3 separate regions of the Mus musculus genome follow, and regions 2 and 3 are each linked to region 1. The links are chromatin loops, found by intact Hi-C in ENCODE. Cell type or tissue: heart. All regions are shown on one strand. Each heading gives the region's core, and the rest is flanking DNA. Links, peaks and the distances in the headings are about the cores only.

Region 1 (5,971 bases), core at 558-5,557:
AACTTCAATCAATAAAAGGCCACCTAATGATCAGAACTAGAAAAACTGACTCCAGACCCACACCTGAAAAATCTTTCTTCCAGACTACTCTATCATCCCTGGGCCTAACACACAAAGCCACTGTATAGTTTTCTGCTTTGTTCAACTTAATCTCCACCCCGTTCTTCTTCGATCACTTACCAAACATTTACAGAATTTCTACTATATTTTAAACAGAATTTAAGATAGAAGCATTCAGATAGGAAATGTTAAAAAAAGAAAGTTAAAAAAAGCTTGCATATCCAAAAAAGAAAAAGCTAAAAGAACTAATAAAGTTAGGATAGACCAGCACCATCTCTGCCTGGAGTTTGGATCAGTAGCAGAGGGTTATGAATAAATGATAAGGAATCTGGAAGAACCTTCCTTTTGTCTATTTAACAGTCATAGACCTTGCTTTAAATACCTTACACTCAAATATTGCATCAACATATAATGTACAACCAAGCTTGAAAGCTCAAAATTGGGGTGAGCAAGATGGCAACTGGGTAAAGACACTTGTTCTATAAGCTTTTGATCTGCCTTTGATCCCCAGATCCTACATAAAGGTGGAAAAATAACTGATGCAGCCAGGTGGTGGAGACAGAGGCAGGCGGGTCTCTGTGAGTTCAAGGCCTGCTTGATCTACAAAGCAAGCTCCAGGACAGCCTGGGTCAGGCAGAGAACCCTTCTGAAAACACAAACTAACAAAAAAAGAGAACTGATACAATGAAGCTATCCCTACCCTCAAAGGAGCACCCTGACAAGTGTGCACTAGTTCACACAATGTAACGGTTTAAAAGAAAACTCAAAATTCTCTTTCTGCAGGCAGCCTACTCTATACGTCAGAAAGTTTTCTCTCATCGCAACTACACTGGCATTTTACTTTTTCTGATGTACTCTGATGTCTGCCATGTTACCTTAAGGCCCTAATTTTTGCTAACTTTCCTGATACTGTACATAATCTTTACCTCATTCTAAGCCCCATGAAATCAAGATATATATTTTCTTGAAAAAACTAAGAATACTTCTGCACACTAGCTTTTACATAACTTTGATATCCAATGCATCTCAATAACTAATATCCCACTATCTCATTTATGTAAATAACATAACACTTGTCATGTTTTTACAAAACTATATTCTATCAGAAATCAGGAAAACATCAGTGTCTTGGTTAATTCTGAAAAGATATTTAAGACTCAATATATTTCACTCAAAAATATCAATTAAAACACCAGTGACAGAAATCAAGAAATAGTAATGGGGGAAATTCAAGTCAGACCTGTTTTCTTTGAAAGTAAGATAAAAGGTGTTCTGGGCACAGCTACAATTTCATGGGAAGTGGATGCAGGAAGACAGTGAGTCTAAGACCAGTGTGGCTACAAAGCAGGGTTCTTGTCTTAAAAAACACTGACCATGGATATATGTAGGTTCATGTATGTATGTATATTATATGCATGTGTGAATGCTAAATCATGATTCATGTGCTTGAATGAAGATCTCTCACAGAAATCTGCCCATAGTTATAATAGTTAATTAACACAGGACAAAAAAAATAGTATTTCAGGTGTAGCTATGTTTTAAAAAACAAAACAGCCGGGCGTGGTGGTGCACGCCTTTAATCCCAGCACTCGGGAGGCAGAGGCAGGCGGATTTCTGAGTTCGAGGCCAGCCTGGTCTACAAAGTGAGCTCCAGGGCAGCCAGGGCTACACAGAGAAACCCTGTCTCGAAAAACCAAAAAAAAAAAAAAAAAAAAAACAAAACAAGACAAAACAAAAATATCCTGAGTATCAAAAAAGGCCTATACTTATAACTCACAAAAGTAATTTTAAAAAATTTATATCACATTTATTTAAAATTCTTAGTACAGTATCTTAGATCTAAACAGGAGATAGTATAAACAGTAACTACCACTATACAACATTCAAGAAGAAATGACAGATTGATTAAATGATCATCTGATTTTTCAACTGGCAGACCTTAGGCAAAAGATAGCAAACATAAGGAAGTAAAACGACGTAAAAACACACGTCCGAAGGAAATGGCTAAGAGAAAGACGTGATCAGCAAAGACAGTACCACGCTACCAAACGCAGTTTCTAGATCATCTATCGGAGACTGCCAGAAGGTAGCTCAAAATCAAGTCAATAACCTCATAAGCAAACTTCTCAAACACGATTCGGTACTATCTGAATCTTAGGCATAAAAGCTGAGTTTTAATTTCCTGAAGGTTTAAAAAGAGGTCTTATTTAATATTCTACTGAAAATGTTAAATCAGGTAATCAAACACCAAAAAGAAATGTGATTAAGTCAAAGCACCAACACAGTGAGGTCAGAATTCGAGCAGCCAATCAAATGCTTAAAGGCATTTCCTGCAATATTAATAGTCAAAAGAGAAAGCCAATCACAGAAACCTCCAGCTTTCTTTTGACAGTAACAGAAGCTAGGGAGCCAATCCACACACACCCGTGGTTGACAATAAGGCGGGACTGAAGGTTCATTGAAGAAATTCTTCAGGGTGCAGTTACTATGAACTCCGCACACAAGTAACAACACTCCAGAGTCGTAAACACTGTCAAATCGGAGGAAATTCAGTCTTGGGTATAACTTAACCCCCGGGAAGAAGGAAACAGCATTTTGTCCAAATTTTAACATCTGGTCAAAAACGCAACTGTCAATGCGGACGCTCTGAGCCCTCAAGTTGTAAACAGCCATCCCGCATGCAACTTCCCCGGACGCTCGCTGCACGGGAAGCGCGGGCCTGGAGGCCAGTTTCAAGCATTCGGGCTCCGTCCTAATTCCGCACAACCGAGGAGGGGCCAGCCCGGCAGGCGAAGCCGGCGTGCAGATCAGAGGACTCGCTAACGCAGAGTCCGGACCGGGGGTCGCTGCCCGGCCGCAGGGATGCATCGCCTACTCCCGCGGCACCTCTAGCGGGCAGCGCAAACCATCACCCATCACCCCACTAGCAGGAAGATGCATGTTTTGAAAGAGCTCTACTTTCCCGAGATCGTTTGTTTCAAAGGCAATTTCGTGCACGCACAAATTTTAAAACGCAACGAAAATAGCGCCTTAGCCCAAGGACCCTTTCTCGACCCATTAACCCCGCTCCCGGCGAGATGTCTACGAGGTAAACAGAGGCTGTACGCCAAGTGCGGGCCGGCGCATCCCTGCGCCATTCCCGGCCGCTGCTTACGGCAGGGCCCCCTTACGGCAGCGTAAGCGGCGCCGAGAGCTAATCACAACACTGGGACGCAACAACATGGCGGCCGCGGGCGGGCGCTGCGCCGGCCGACGGGTTTACGCTACTCCGCCGGCGTAGGGTCCGGAGCGCGCAGCGGCAGCGGCGCCCTCCAGCGAGCGTAGAAGCGCTCTGTGAATGGCGAGGCCCGGCTGACAAAGGGGAGGGGGGAGGAGGGAAGGGGGGGGTAATAAACACTCGAGTCCCTACCGATTCCTCCTCCTTCTCCATCCCGGTGGGCATCTGGGGCACGGCCCGGTTGATGGAGACGCAGTCGTTGAGATCAGGCATGTCCTTGCCGCGGTAGATGGGCAGCGGTTTGGCGGCGTCCAGCGCCCGCGCTCGGAAGGAGAGTTTACTCATTGTCTCCCCGCCTTACAGGAACAGCCCGGGCGGCGGCGGCGGGGCGGGCGGGGAGGGGGGGGGAGCACTCCCGCCGCCTCCTCCACCTCCTTCCTCAGTGCAGCGCGGCCGGCCCGCTCCTCCTCCTCCTCCGCAGTGCCCCCGGCCCCAGCATGGGCGCCCACCCCGCCCCAGAACAGCCCCCCGCCGCCCGCGGCCGCTTCCACACTCTAGATCCGCCGCTCGCCCGCCCGATCCGCTCCCTGCGCCATGGCCAACATGGCGGACATTACCACAGCGGCGGCGAGCGATCCCGGCAGCCCGCGCGAGAGCGCGCCCCCGCCTCGGGGACGCGCGTCGCCCTCTCCCTCCCTCCCTCCCTCCCTCCTTCCTTTCCCTCCCCTGCCTGCCCACCCACTCTCTCCGCGGCGAGGCGCGGCCAGCCCAGCCGGCGAGAGCGAGCCGAGTCCCGGTGGCCCTCCTCGGCGGGACGCTCGGCACGCAGGCGGGGCGGCAGGTGCCAGGTGCGCTCGGTCCCCGGCTCCGGAGCGGGCGCCTCGGTGCCTCCGCCGCCGACTCGCTCCGCGCGGGGCTCCCTCGGGAAGGCTCAGTGCCTAGGACCGCTCGCCTCGGGGGGACAGGAGGCCTCCGCCCCCGGGCCACCGGCCGCCCCTCGAGTCTGCACTTGGACAGCTCTGCTCGCCCCGGCGCCTGCTGGCTGGTTTCGCGCCTCGGGTTTGCGCATCCCCGGGGAGGTCCGACAAGTCCGCTGCGTCTGCCCACGCCGAGAGGCACAGCCCTGCTGCGTCTCGCGCCCTGAGAACTTGGGCAGTCCCTGTCCAGAGGAGCTCTCCAGAGTTAGGCACCGCCGAGAGGATGCTCGGGTAGACAGGAGGGTCAGTAGTTGGAGACTGCTACTTGAAATAGTTGCTGGACGCGGCAACAAGCGGACTTGCACCTGTCATCCAAACTTTCTTAGTTTGATGGTTGGCATTTCTTGAAATCTCTAACCAAAGTATGTGAAAACACTGGTTACAGTGACGACTCAAAAAGAGTTTAATAAAGTTCCGGACTCCAATTAGTTTGCGTGTTACTGTGTTACAACTAAACTGCTGGATAATTAGTAACAAGAGTCGTAACTACTTGAAAGGGCAGCTGCAAAGATGATGGGCCAAAAAAAAAAAAAAAAAAAAAGTAAATTCTTGAAGAAAATGATACAGACCACACAAAAGAGTGATGGAAAGTTAATTACCACATGACATCTATAGTCAGTTGCTGTGACAGGTCAAAGAAATTAGACATAGTTTTGGCCAGAAGTGGTTTGCAAAAGCTCTGCAAAAAGGAATCAAATTGACTCAATTAAATACTAGTCACTATTGATACAAACCTTTGTTGCAGTTTCTTAGTCTTTAAGCAGTACATGTTTCTAAGCAAATTGCCTCACTGTGCAACAGTTTTACCATTTTCTAATCATTGAAAAATACCCTACCTAGCTCATAAAAGGGTAGATGGTTTGCTAAAGTCCAACAATAAAAACGGGTTTCTTTGTCATGTCTTAATATAGCAAAACCATCTATCTCTCTTCATTGCCACCCATTATTTTTCTCTATTTTCTTCTCTCCCTGCTTTTTTTTCCCTCCCTCTCCCCCCCTCCCCCTTGTCTCCAGCTTTTCCTTTGAAAGCTGAATGGTGAATATTGACTTCCTGGTAACACAAAATAATCTAACCAGTCTGTCCGGGGACACTTTGGGATGTTATTCAGTGGCTTTGTTTTATGTCCACTTGTTACTGGTAACAATGCAAACAGACTGTGGCTCAATTCTTGTAAGCAACACCTTTCACATGGTTGTGAGCCTGTGCTGTTGTGAGTGTTACCCTCTGGCGTAGTTCCAATCCTTTGTAAGGAAGAACAAGAAGTTCTCAGAAGGGGGGCTGGGGGGGTCATTATTGAGTACTAGTCTGAAAATCAGGGGGAACAGTGTTTGAAAAAATGAGTCATTGGGGCCTTTTATCTGGATTCTCACCCCTTCTCAGGCTCAGAGACGGTAGCTTCTTTCCAGTCTCTCTGCCTAATGTTACACTCAGAAAAAGAAGTGTGGACATTGTGTGTGTGGGGGGGGGGGTATAGTCCCAAGTAGTTGAAATCCACTCAATTCTTATAGCTATATACTTCTACATAGGGAGAAATGCTGTGATTTTTGCTAAAAAGGAAACAGACTCAGACCTATAATTTGTCAAGTTCCAATACCAGGGAACAGCAGACCTGGATTAACTCTGGATCTATCCTAACTCCAAAACACTTGTTCTCCTAGCTGCACACTTTAGTATCCAAGCTCTTTGGTTTATTGGCCATCCAATGTTCAAAAGTTT
Region 2 (5,971 bases), core at 376-5,375, 65 kb before region 1:
GATACTTCTGTATTTGTCTGTTTGTTCACACATGCAGGGATTGCTCTTCTGTAGTCCTGGTTCACAGCTCTGCCTCGGCCTACTCACTGCTGGGATTACAGCTAGGCAGGACAGTGCTAGGCCTTATCTACCACTCTGTACTAAGTTTTAAAAAAAACCTGTCACTCAACATGCATTTCACTTACTGAAAAGCAGTGGAAGCCAGTAGTGAACTGGTCTGAAAATTTCTGTAGCAAATTTGTTACTTCTGAAAAAGCTCTGGGCTCACTGGTTATCTGGGAATGACAGGCAGGGAGAATACTCCTTACCAATGGGCTTCTCTTGAAGACTATTACAAGTTGTGTGGTTCTAAGGGCCATTTATTTTGCTGACAGACAAAACTCAAGGCCTTGCAATTTCAATATATATTGAATAAACAAATGAATTATTAAAAAATTAAAGATTTAAAAAATATCAATTAAGCAAAAAGAAAGTATCAGCTCCATTAGTTTACAGATTGAGGAGAAAGAGCAAATAAACTAAGATAAATTCTTTGGCTAAACACACTGACAAAGTGGACACCAAGACAAATAACACTGAAAGGGAATGTGGGGACTTCCAGCCAGAGTACTGCTGTAGTCAGACACAGTGGAGCACGGAGGCGCTTCATCTAGTGAAGTCTGCATCTGTGAGGGCAACTGCTTATAGGCCCTCTTTGTCTTACCTCTCTTCTTTCAAATCTAGTGGTTTCCAAATAACTAATCATTCACATTAAATTTAAAGTGTTAAATGATACCTTTTCATTTTCTGCTCTCTAAGAATGAATAACTGCATTCAGTTTAAAATTGACATAGTGTCTAGTGTCATGATTTTTATATAGATAACATGAAAAACATTTTTACTTATTAAATCACTTGTAATTTTTAGCTCCACACAATTATAAAAAGCCAATGTGAGGAAAAATATCATCATTTAATTAAGTAGAAATATACACTGTAACACATTGAGTATTCTACATGTATTAAGTTGAGGAAAAAGCATTATTTTTTCAGGTCTTCAAACTATGGTAATGAAGCTTTGACAGAATCCCAGTCTCAGAGACAGGGTCGTCAAGAAAGCACTGTAACATCAGCCTTGTACTATTTTTCAAAGGACATGTGTCCAAATTAAAAGAGTTCTATTTCAATTTGAAGCCTATTAATACCACAGCTAAATAACACAATACTTTCCTTCTTCATAAAGAACCAAAGCTAACCCATTAAAATTCGTATCCCTTCCAGGTGTAGTGAGAAACACTTGCAACCTCAACAGTTGGGAGGTAGAGGCATGGAAATTAGGAGCTTCAGGCTAGGCTGATCTACATGAGACCCTGACTCAAAACAAGCAAAACAAAAATCAACTAGCCAAGCAAGCAAACAAACAAATTGGACTATTCCACTTATCTGCTGCTCATTTGAGTTAACTACTTAAGAAAAATCCTTGTAATCCATTCTTTCATTCAAAACTTTCACTACAGTTTCATTTAGGAACTGTTTTCTAGCCACACACTGATAAGATTGCTGATGTGCTGAAACCGCAGCAATGTGTAAGAAACACTCTGGTTTTCCAGCAACACAAAGTTAAAACAAATCTTTAAAACACTTTGAGCTGTAATGGAAAACATAAACAAACACTAAATTTGAGAGAGTTGCTTTAAAAGTTAGATTACTTGGGGGCTGGAGCAATGGCTCTGCAGTTAGCATGAGCTGACTGACATGTGGCTCACAACCCCCCTAACTCCAGTTCCAGGTGATCCAACATCCTCTTTCTATCTCTGCAGGCACCTGGCATGGACATGGTTTGCAAACATGCAAGCAAAAATAGTCTTGTTCATTCAATTTAAAAAATCTAGAAAAATTTTAAATTAGATTGTTTTTCATCGACTTAATAACATACATGTACTAAAACATATCACAGCATTCAGTGTGACTATTTAAAAGCTGTACATTTTGACAGCCGTAATGAAGACTAGAATACAAAATGGCCCTTTATCAATATTATTTCTCTTGAAAAAGAACTATTTAACTATCAGGATGCCCAGAAAGACCCCAAAGTTCTAGCTCCCCTTCTATTTCTAACCTCATAGATTCTGGCAGGAACCTAGTGCCAGAAAAATAGGACGGCTGACCCTGGCGAGGAGACGGCGCAGGGCAGAAGCGAGTGTGGCTGCTTTTTCACTACGTCACATGTGGCTGTGGAGATGGTGGACGTGGAGCAAGTGTGAAGTTTAGTGAAGAATCATCCCACTGGCATTTAGACTGCTGCTTACTAAAACCACGGTATTAGGAATGCAGGCTTGGCCTTTTAGGCAAAGGGAACAGTGAAGAGCTATAAGAAGAACAGGGCTGTGGATGATTATGAGTACAAGACTGGACAGTCAAATGAAAGATGTCCTTAAGAAAGAAAGGGAGAGCTGTAGAATTGACAAGGGGTCTGAAGACGATGAATCTGAAAATTCTGCTGCCCTGTCAGAGATGTTCTAGAGAAACACTGCGTGGAGCTCAGCAGGTGGACACAGCGTTTGAGGACCAGCAGGAGGCTACTGGTAACTTAAGTTATACAAGCGTAAGTAAGGGCTGAGGTCAGAACATCAAATGAGTATTAACACATGAGGAAAAGGGCAATGGAAAAAGAGGAAAAAGAAAATCATCTAATGTGGGCAACATCATCTAACACAGGGAGACTGAGATGAACATGGGTTGAAAGAGGTTCTCAGGTGGCAATCTGGGGGCAAGTAAGACCGTGGGAGTATCCAACTTAGTCGGTTATGAGTAAAAGCCTATGGGAAATGTAGGAGGCAGCAAGTTATTTCTTATCTTTTAAAAATTTTCAAAAGGGAGAGACAAGATGGTGGTTTGTTGAGAAAGATGAGATGAAAAGAAAGGATTCTCTTGGGAACAAAGACCCTTGGACACTTCTTTGAGAAGACAAAAACTTAAGAAATGTGATGAGAGATAAGTAAAACTGAAATACTGAAGAAGTATGTAGTTACACGTGCAAATCAGGAAGGATTGGAAATCTGCCTTTGTGAGAAGATAAAAGGAGGTATTAAGTAGGAAGGGAGGAAAATTTCACAGTTTATGGGTGATGGGTGTCTGTTTTCCCCACATATTATTAGAATCACTCTGTTCAGGGCAGGGATGCTGGAAGGCAAGAAGTAGTCTTTTATGGGAATGTGTGCTAGGTGAAAATCAGTGTTAATAAATACATCATCTATGTGAAAAAAGAGAGAAGAGAAAACTTCTGTTTTAGAAAGTGTTTTATTAAGGTATTTATACTGAAAGGAAAATCAGTGAAAGAGAACGCAACTTATGGTAGCTTGTGGCAAACAAATAACTCAAAACCAAAAACCAAAGCAAAAAAAAAAAAAAAAAAAAAAAAAAAATCAAAGCCCTACAACAAAACACCAAAAACCATTTTCACTTAGAAAAGACTGCAAATGTACAAAGAAGCTTGCAAGTATAAACTGTTTCAAAGAACACCTGTGTCTTTTTAACCTAGACTCAATCACTGCTATTTTTAATACTTTTATCCAAACTATCACCCATGTTCAATTTTGTTGAGTGATTAAGAAAATGATCCCACCACTTTCCTCTTTCCAGTATGAAGTAAAATCTAAGTTCAGGCATGGGAAATAGCTGTCATGACTGAAAAGATTAAAAAAAAAAAGGAGAGAGATGAGTTTGTATAATCTCTGCAAAGACATGTTAGGACCATCCAGGATGAAAGGGCAATTCGTCTTGGAAGGGTGTCAAGCTTGAGGGGTCTTAGTGGAGATGCAAAGAGGTTAGTTATATCAGAAAAGGGGGAAAGTCCTGAAGCACCATAGAGGTCATAGGCACAGAGGTCCATGGCTTATTCTATCCATTAGAGCCAGCGGTGAGGTAAGAACACTAGAATGGAATCCCACCAAGTCTCCAGCTGTACTGCCAGCGCTCAAGAGGCCTGAGGCCAACTCCACAGCCTGAGAGATGAGGCCAGGCCTTGCCTCAAAGAAATAAAAACAAACAAGGAAACAGAAGCAGCTCAGGGAAACAAAACCAGAGGGACAAAACTGTTTAAGAACACCAGAGACAGTTTTAAGATACAGAGGACAGCCAGCTCAGCAGCAGTGGAATTTTTAGAATATACAAGGAAGGGCCCTGGGATCAATGTCCAGCACTACAGACGGAGAAGGATAGGAAAATACAGAAATAAGCCATAGATGATAGACTGAAACTAATCACAGCATTTGGTGACAGTTTTCAAAAACGATTTCATTGCTAGGATCTCCACAACAGGAGCAAAAATCTTGCCTATCTTTTAAAGTTTTTATTCCACCAACCTAATAAACTCAACCTTTGCCCTGTGAGGCTATGCCAGCTCCCAAAAGGAAAAACAAGAGATCCATGAATTAACAGAGCAGGGAGTTAGGAGGGCAGATGGCTCTTTGGGGTCTGGAAATTCTTAGTTCTGGTAACAGGATCTTATCACAGTCCTTTGATAACACTGCTGCCATTGCTTCTCTGCTTTTAAGTAGGTGCTATCAAGTACTCTGCTCAGCGACAACTTTGAAGGCCCAGAATCTCATTCCTAAGCAAAGAGAAAATGAGATGGCACTGAGCAGCTGTGCACAGTGAACTGCCAGGTGTGTGTGCCTTGTTTATCCTGTTCCTACTTGAATAAGCTGTCATCTGTCTCATTCAGTGTTATCAACTATTTGTTTGCCTAGACACTAAGAAAGTAAGGCACTAAACAAAATAGAAGACTTTTGATGTAGGATCTCAGCCATACCAAGTGAATTTCTAAGCCATTACAGAAAATAGAATAAATTCCAAAAGATTAGCTCAGCCTAAATTTGCTGGGAACATCTGTATGTAAAAGGACCCCAGAAACTATTTGATAGCTGTGGATATAAACTGATCTAATGAATCCTGATGTGATAATGAAGAAAAAAGAATAAAAAAGATATAAAAAAAGATATCTAAAATATTAGTAGGTTTAATACTTTAAAACATGGGTTATGTGTCCCAGGCTGATCTTAAATTTGCCATGCTGCCAACTGATGAATCTGTAATTCTTCCGACTGCCTCTGGAGAGCTGGGATGACAGGCACACGCCACCACACCTGGTTGCATGACTGTGCTAGGGATCCAATTCCAGGCTTGGTAAGTACTTTCTTAACTGAGTTTTAGCCTCAGCCCCAAAGTGTGCTTCTTTTGATAGAACACTGGGCATTACTTCCTATCAAGACAAAGGGAGGACAGCTACCTACCTACAGTATAGCTAAGTAATTTTCCAATGGAAAGGCTTTGAAAATGTTCTGAAGAGCTACTAATGTTGAAGAACCAGCGGTTCTCAGCCTTCCTAATTGTGCCCCTTTAATACAGTTCACCAACCATAAAATCATCTTTGTTGGTCGTTCATAACTGTAATTTTGCTGTTATGAGTTATAATGTTAAATATCTGATATGTGATGATCCCAAAGGATCACAACCAACAGGTTGTGAACCATGAACTTAGAAATTTAAAGAATTTAAGTTGTAGAGGAAATTGATTTTTTTAAACTGGTAAAAAAACAAATTAAGGCTCTATTGTATATTTTATTTGTAATTTTGTTATATCCCTAAGTACCTTATGAGTAATTAGCACATTAATATACCACACAGGTACACCAAAGTAATTTTTTAAAGTTTATTTAAAAATCTAATCATATAATAACAAATCCTTTATTATAGCAAGCTTGCAAGACAGAAACAGCATAAGAACAAAAATCCCCCAAATCTCTACATCTAAATACAAGCATTATCTGCATTTTGTTGTATCTTCTTTTCCCTAATGCATATATGCAAGTATTTTTTAAACAAACCATAGTTTTCTAAATAAATTCTGTATCCTGTTTTCAAAATCAGAAACATAAACAATATTCATGGTATTAGTCACCATTTAGAGTCATTTTTAATGTCTGCATTCT
Region 3 (5,971 bases), core at 376-5,375, 86 kb before region 1:
AAAGCATGCATTAAAAAAAACTATATCATGTTAACTTGATAAAACCACGTTGAACAAAAATCTGTCCCTTCAAGTTTGAATCAGTAAAGCTGTTTTACATATGAAACATGTTTTCTTGAATTTTATACTAAAGAAAAAAATTTTAAAAATTGACAGTACCAGTTTCAAATGACTATTGACTCTAGTACCCTTTACTTCTATAAAGAATGGAATGTTACCATGTGCTGTCAGATTCTTGAAGATATCGTTTTTTCCTCGACTTTTCAATCATTAAACATAGTGCTTTGTATATAAAACAGTGTAAATAATTTTATATGAAATAATTTTTCTGTTTATTCACTCAATACAGCCTCTTTCCTTTCTCAGTTCAGTTGAGTTTTTAAATTAAGAATACCTTTACGTAGTAATTGGCAATGTTTCTCATTTCATTTAAAATATGTTTTCTGTCTTGGTCTTTCTGATATTTAGGGCACACATTTAAATTTTCTTTGAAGCATATCAAAAATGATAAATGTAAGTTAGGTATGATGGGATACATATGTAATCCTAGCTCTTGAGAGGCTGATGCAGGAAGATCATTAAGTTTGAGGCCAGACTGGGCTACATGGAGATCCTATCTCTAGATAATCAATACATTAAATGAAACACTTTTAACACAGAGATTTTGACTTTAAAAAGTTAACCATGTTTACTAACAACAGGAACATAAAAAGACTCTAGGCCACTTGCCTTTGAGTATGCACGGGATAGACCCTTCTTACCTGCTTTTCTTAAGAACTAAGAACATGCTGCAGAAACAAAAACTACTGCTAAGTACATGGGATTTCATTTCTGCTTAAATTCTTCATTTATTGGGATTTCCCAGCAGGGAAAGAAAACAGGTAAAATTATATGCCTGTCCTATTAGTTTTAAAAAATGCACAGCTTTTGAGACCAAAGTTCACCCACATGAGTAAATGACAAAATTATTAGGCACAGAAGGGAACCCACGTGGGTATTTACTCAACTGCACTGGGAAGTCCCTTTCAGTTATCTAGCTGTTGCCTACAACAGCTCACTAGATACCTACATTCCCATGTCTGCCACTCTCACTTCTAAAGTAGTGCAAAGACCCAAACCTAGGACCTGTCCAGCCTAGGCAAGCTCTACCACTGAATGAACATGAACTTCTCCAATCACCAAGCCCAATACGTTAAACATGTATTAAAACAAAAACTCTCATCATCTCAAGGACAAGAAGACCTCAGGCAGTCTAGAAGTAAATAAACTCTTTGTTTTACTAACATATAAATAAGAAAAGCTGATTTAAAAAGACTGAATTCTAGGGCTGGGGAGATGGTAGAGTTGGTAAAGTGCTTGCTGTATAACAACTGCAACCTTAGGCACTCATGCTGAAAGTAGGGTGAAGCAGAAAGCACATGTAATCCCAGTACCACAAAGACAGAGGGAGGCACATTTCTGGAACTCACTGGCTGGTCAGCTCAGAAAAACCTCCTGTTTCTGCAAAGCATCAGATAACCAACATTGATCTCTGGCCTCCATACATGCATACACACATAACCAGATGGGCACACATACTAACACACACATATCACATATAAACACACACAGGATGACTTCTAATGTACCTTCGTTATTACTTAAATTCAAACGTTTTTGTGTATGCATGTTCCCTTGAGTGTGTACAAGTACATGGGCATATGTGCAGACCAGAGAACAACCTTAGGTGTAATTCTTCAGGTACTATCCACCCTTAAAAAAAAAAAAGACCTTGCTTGGAACTTAGCAAGGAGGCTCAACTGGCTGTCAGAGAGCTCCAGAGATGTGCCAGTCTCCACCCTCTTAGTGCTGGGATTACATGAATATACTACCATGCTTGGCTTTGTAAGTGTGTCTGTACATTCTAGAGCTCAAACAGAGGTGGAAAGGAATGGTATTATATATTGAAAAATACAAGAAAAATGGCAGATGGCATGTACACTTATGGTAATTTAAATGCTTTTTTCATGATGATACACGGATAATGTGCCTCAATATGATAGCTGATTGTTAGGAAAGTTTCAGTTATATTAAGTTATAATTTTGGATCAGTATATATTCAGAATTGATACAGCAACAGAAAACATATATTATCTTGAAAACATTTATGTCAAATCCAGAGTTCATTTAGGACATACGGTTGAAATCTGTAAATACTCAAATTGAGAATCCATTCAAATCATTTTAAACATGCTGTATGTTGGTAGAGTTAAAAAGCCAACATATAGTCAAACACAATTATCAACACCTATATTGGATATGTTTTGAATTTCCTTTTTGAACAGTGGTACAGAAATTTCTATTCATATAATTTTGAATAATCTTGGGAATTGGCTGGAAAAACGCAATACTATTTAACTTCCTGTAAAAACAGATTTCTAGAAACTCAAAAGATCTCAAATTATATGAGATATCTTTATCCATTTCAGATTAACAGGCTCATTAAGCTTCACCAACTCACAAAGTACAAGAATGGGGCATCATTTTCTTAAAGTTCAGCTAGGAGAAAAGGAGCCAACATATTTGGAGCAAACCAGTAAATAACATTCAGACAGGGGAGGATCTCCTGGGTCCCTGCACTACTCGGGGGAGCTAATGGCAACCTAGGGCTGCTGGTGGAGAGGAAGTCAGCCATCTTCTTCAGTCATGTAGCTACTGGTGAGTCATTCATACTCCAGTGAATAGATTCACTCCCACGTCCACAGTAAAGGCCATGATTAAACAAAAGCACAACAAAACAAAAAGGTAAGAAAATGGAACAGGGACTTGATAGGTGGGAGAGGGTCTTTGAAAGGGCAGGGAAGAAATAAGAAAGAGGAGAGGAGTATATGTCACCAGAATATACCATTTATGTTCATGGAACTGTTGAATAAGTTGTTTTAAAAATGAAATAAGAGGTTTTATTTAATACATTTCCACTGGCTACCATGCATAATTGTAGTGTATATATTATAAACATATCTATAAATTATATAAACTTGTAAACATGTAATTAGATTATCAACAGAATAAAACACATCAAAATTATATTTTGGAATACCTAGATATTCAAATTATTCTTAATGTATATACCATAAAAACACTAAATTATTTGAGCACAAACTCATTACATACATACATACGTACATACATACATACATAGGGAGGCAGGGCCTCAAAAGTAGCAGTGTAGTCAAGGATGACCCTGAACTCCTGATTTTCCTGTCTGTACCTTCCAAAGGTTGAGATTATAAACACATGTTAATATATCTAGCACAGTATCCCTTAAAATGAAAAAGATATTTCTGATCTCAATTAGAAAGGAAAGCATGCTGACGAAAATCACTATTCAATAGCATCCTTAAAAAAAATTTTTTTTTTCTAGAAAGGCTTTCAAGAGAACTCTCAAAGAGCAATGCTTACATTCCATCCAAGTCAATGAACACTTTTTTAACATAATAAATAGCATTGTAGAACAATGATCAGGAGGCAGCCAGTAAGCAGTAAACTCACAGGGAACACTGGGCTCAGCCCACACGCTTGCCACACCACTCACACGCAAAATTCGAGTCATTTATAGTAGGGTGCTGTCTCTTAGGCTGAGAACTGAACTGAACTACAATTTATCTTCCAAATAGAAGTAGGAAAGTAGGTCTCCAAAATGTATTCTGAGTTCACTTATTAGGTAATGGACACGAAGGAGAAAAGAGCAGCAGCAGCAGCAGCGATCTGACAGACCTTTAAATGCTTACCTGATATGCCGTTCTTGCTGGTGTTCAATAAAGCTACGGATGCTGCAGAAACTCTTTTACTGCTCACAGTCTGCCCTGGTTTTCTTGAGGTACATTCTTCACTATCAATGTCCTGTACATTTAGTAGCCTTGGCTGGAAACACTGTAGTCGACATGATCTGATATTGCTTAATATTTCAGAAAGAGACAGTCTATTTTCACAAGGTTTACTGGAAGCATTGGTCCGAGAGAAATTAGAAGAAAAGTCTATAGTTTGGGAAGAGCTTGAAAACCCGTTCAGCATCTCAGGGTCTATCTGTTTCAGGACGGGGTCATGTTCTGTGGATATTCGGTCCATTATGACCCTGTAAAGCAATATAAGACATACATGTGTATATCATATATAACTGTTTCTCTATTGATTGCCTTTCAGCTAGACAATGCTACAAGGTCAAAGCAGCTTACCTGCCACCTCTGCCAATTCGCCTCCTTGCAAATCCTATACATCTTCTTGGAACTGTAAGTGTCGTAAGACAATGCTTATACCTCAACTTATCCAAGTCTGCCAACTCTGAATTTTCACACATATGGTTATTAGCTTGGTCCAAACGCGGCTGCAAAGAAAGAGAAAAAAGATAACTCAGAGTAATTCTGAAATGAAGAAAAGTTAAATCATGATAAAAATAAAATGACTGCAAATTGTATTAGAACAATTAAAATTTAGATGAAAAACTGTAAAACTGAGGCTAAAATGTATTAATCCAGTTAAAATTTAAAAAATTAAAATCAAAAGCTAATCAAATTAGATAAAGTTTCCTTATCCAAATTACCCACTCTAAATTACATACACTTAGTATGTATTTAAAAGATACCTTTAAAGAATATGTTTTAGGTTTCTTTATATAGAGAGCGATAAAATTATTAATTTATAGCTTTTCTACATGATAAACTAGAATGACTTTTTTTAGGGGGTGCTAAAGGCAACTAAAAATTTAGTGGAAGCATATGTACAGGCTGAGCTTAAGTGTTCTTTGCTTTTAAGAAACGTAGAGCTTGTTTCTTGGCCTTTTTATTACATGTATCATCCTGTTTTTCTGTCTCAGCACTTTGTCCCCCTTGGATAGGAGTTTTCTCACCTTCTATCAGCATAACTTGAAAACAAATCCCTATCCTTCCTAAACCAAGTCTGCCCTCAAAAAAGCTGTCTATCTGTGCATAACATAATGCAGTCAAACGGTTTGCATAAACCATGCTAACAGGGCAAAACTACCTTTTCTACTCTATAGTTATATACCTGACAGAAAACTTTAGCACTGTGACGCCAAGGCCATTCTCTAAACACTGCACCCAAAATGGGACATTAATAACAAAAAGAGATTCCTAATGTATCTGAAATTTATGGATGAAATTATCAGACAACTTTGCCATAAACTATAAAAATATACTTATTGGGTCTCTCTCTCCCTCTCTCTTTCTCTCTTCTCTCTCTCTCTCTCTCTCTCTCTCTCTCTCTCACACACACACTTCAGTGAATATCCAGAAGTCACCAAAAGTTCTAAAGCCAACTTAAACATGTGCAATTAATTTTCACAACTGCTAAAGCTGTAATTAAAGCTCCAAATGAAGTAATTTTGAAAATAGGAGTTGTCTAAGTAATGAATTCTAATATTCTGTGAAAGAATTTGGCATCTTTCATCTTCTTCTGCTGGTATTCACATGCCACAGGAGGCATTAAATAAGGAATATTGATGCACTTCCCACTTTTAGACTGAGCCTACGTTACCTTGACATGAATGATCTGTTAATTCCAGCTCACAAAAATATGACAAAAAACAAAGTTCTTACAGCGTAATACTGGCATCCTGCCCGTCTTCTGAAAGCACAGGAACCGTCAGGGTCATTCTCCTCCTCAGCCTCTGAAGCTGGAGACAGCACCTGGGTAAAACAGTGCTCCATTTAGCAGTTACCAAGTTAACACATCAATGTACATAACGAATGAAAATAAAGGCAGATCACAAGCACCTTGCCTACATCCAGCAGCTAGCTAATTTGCCTGAAACATTAAATGACTGGTAAATATTTTCTGTAGCTAAAAATCTTAAGATTTATTCTTGCATCTAAGCACACTTGGTACTGTTTTTGAACGAAGGCTAGACATATCACTATAGTTTTTATATATCCCATTTATAGTCATAAATAGTTCAGGCATAAATGCTTGATGA

The links. Hi-C counts contacts between places; a loop is a spot of excess contacts. Peaks named below come from ENCODE experiments on the same cell type or tissue, not always from the same donor. Only the 100,000 strongest peaks of a DNase experiment are listed, where the experiment ranks them.
Region 2: a loop joins it to region 1, with 2.1 times the contacts of the local background. A loop is called at or near these places in 7 of 42 quality-filtered maps.
Region 3: it touches region 1 in a loop (2.1-fold over the local background); 6 of 42 quality-filtered maps call a loop at or near these places.

The regions. Positions count from the first base shown.
Region 1 is chr2:49,449,457-49,455,427 of GRCm38, reverse strand. Epc2 (enhancer of polycomb homolog 2) reads right to left here and starts at 3,942. Exons shown (of 14, transcript NM_172663.4): 1 at 3,470-3,942. The coding sequence starts at 3,622. In heart, for the core only: CTCF peaks have their summits at 3,328 and 4,315; DNase peaks (open chromatin) are centred at 2,477, 3,427, 3,977 and 4,307; H3K4me3 peaks cover 2,848 bases; H3K27ac peaks cover 1,923 bases.
Region 2 is chr2:49,514,207-49,520,177 of GRCm38, reverse strand. All of the region lies in intron 3 of Epc2 (enhancer of polycomb homolog 2), which reads right to left. Among named protein-coding and RNA genes, the nearest start is that of Epc2, 66 kb to the right of the region's middle. In heart, for the core only: no CTCF peak of the experiment used is centred there; no DNase peak of the experiment used is centred there.
Region 3 is chr2:49,534,968-49,540,938 of GRCm38, reverse strand. Epc2 (enhancer of polycomb homolog 2) reads right to left here. Exons shown (of 14, transcript NM_172663.4): 8 at 5,595-5,684; 9 at 4,215-4,363; 10 at 3,771-4,114. Among named protein-coding and RNA genes, the nearest start is that of Kif5c, 81 kb to the left of the region's middle. In heart, for the core only: no CTCF peak of the experiment used is centred there; no DNase peak of the experiment used is centred there.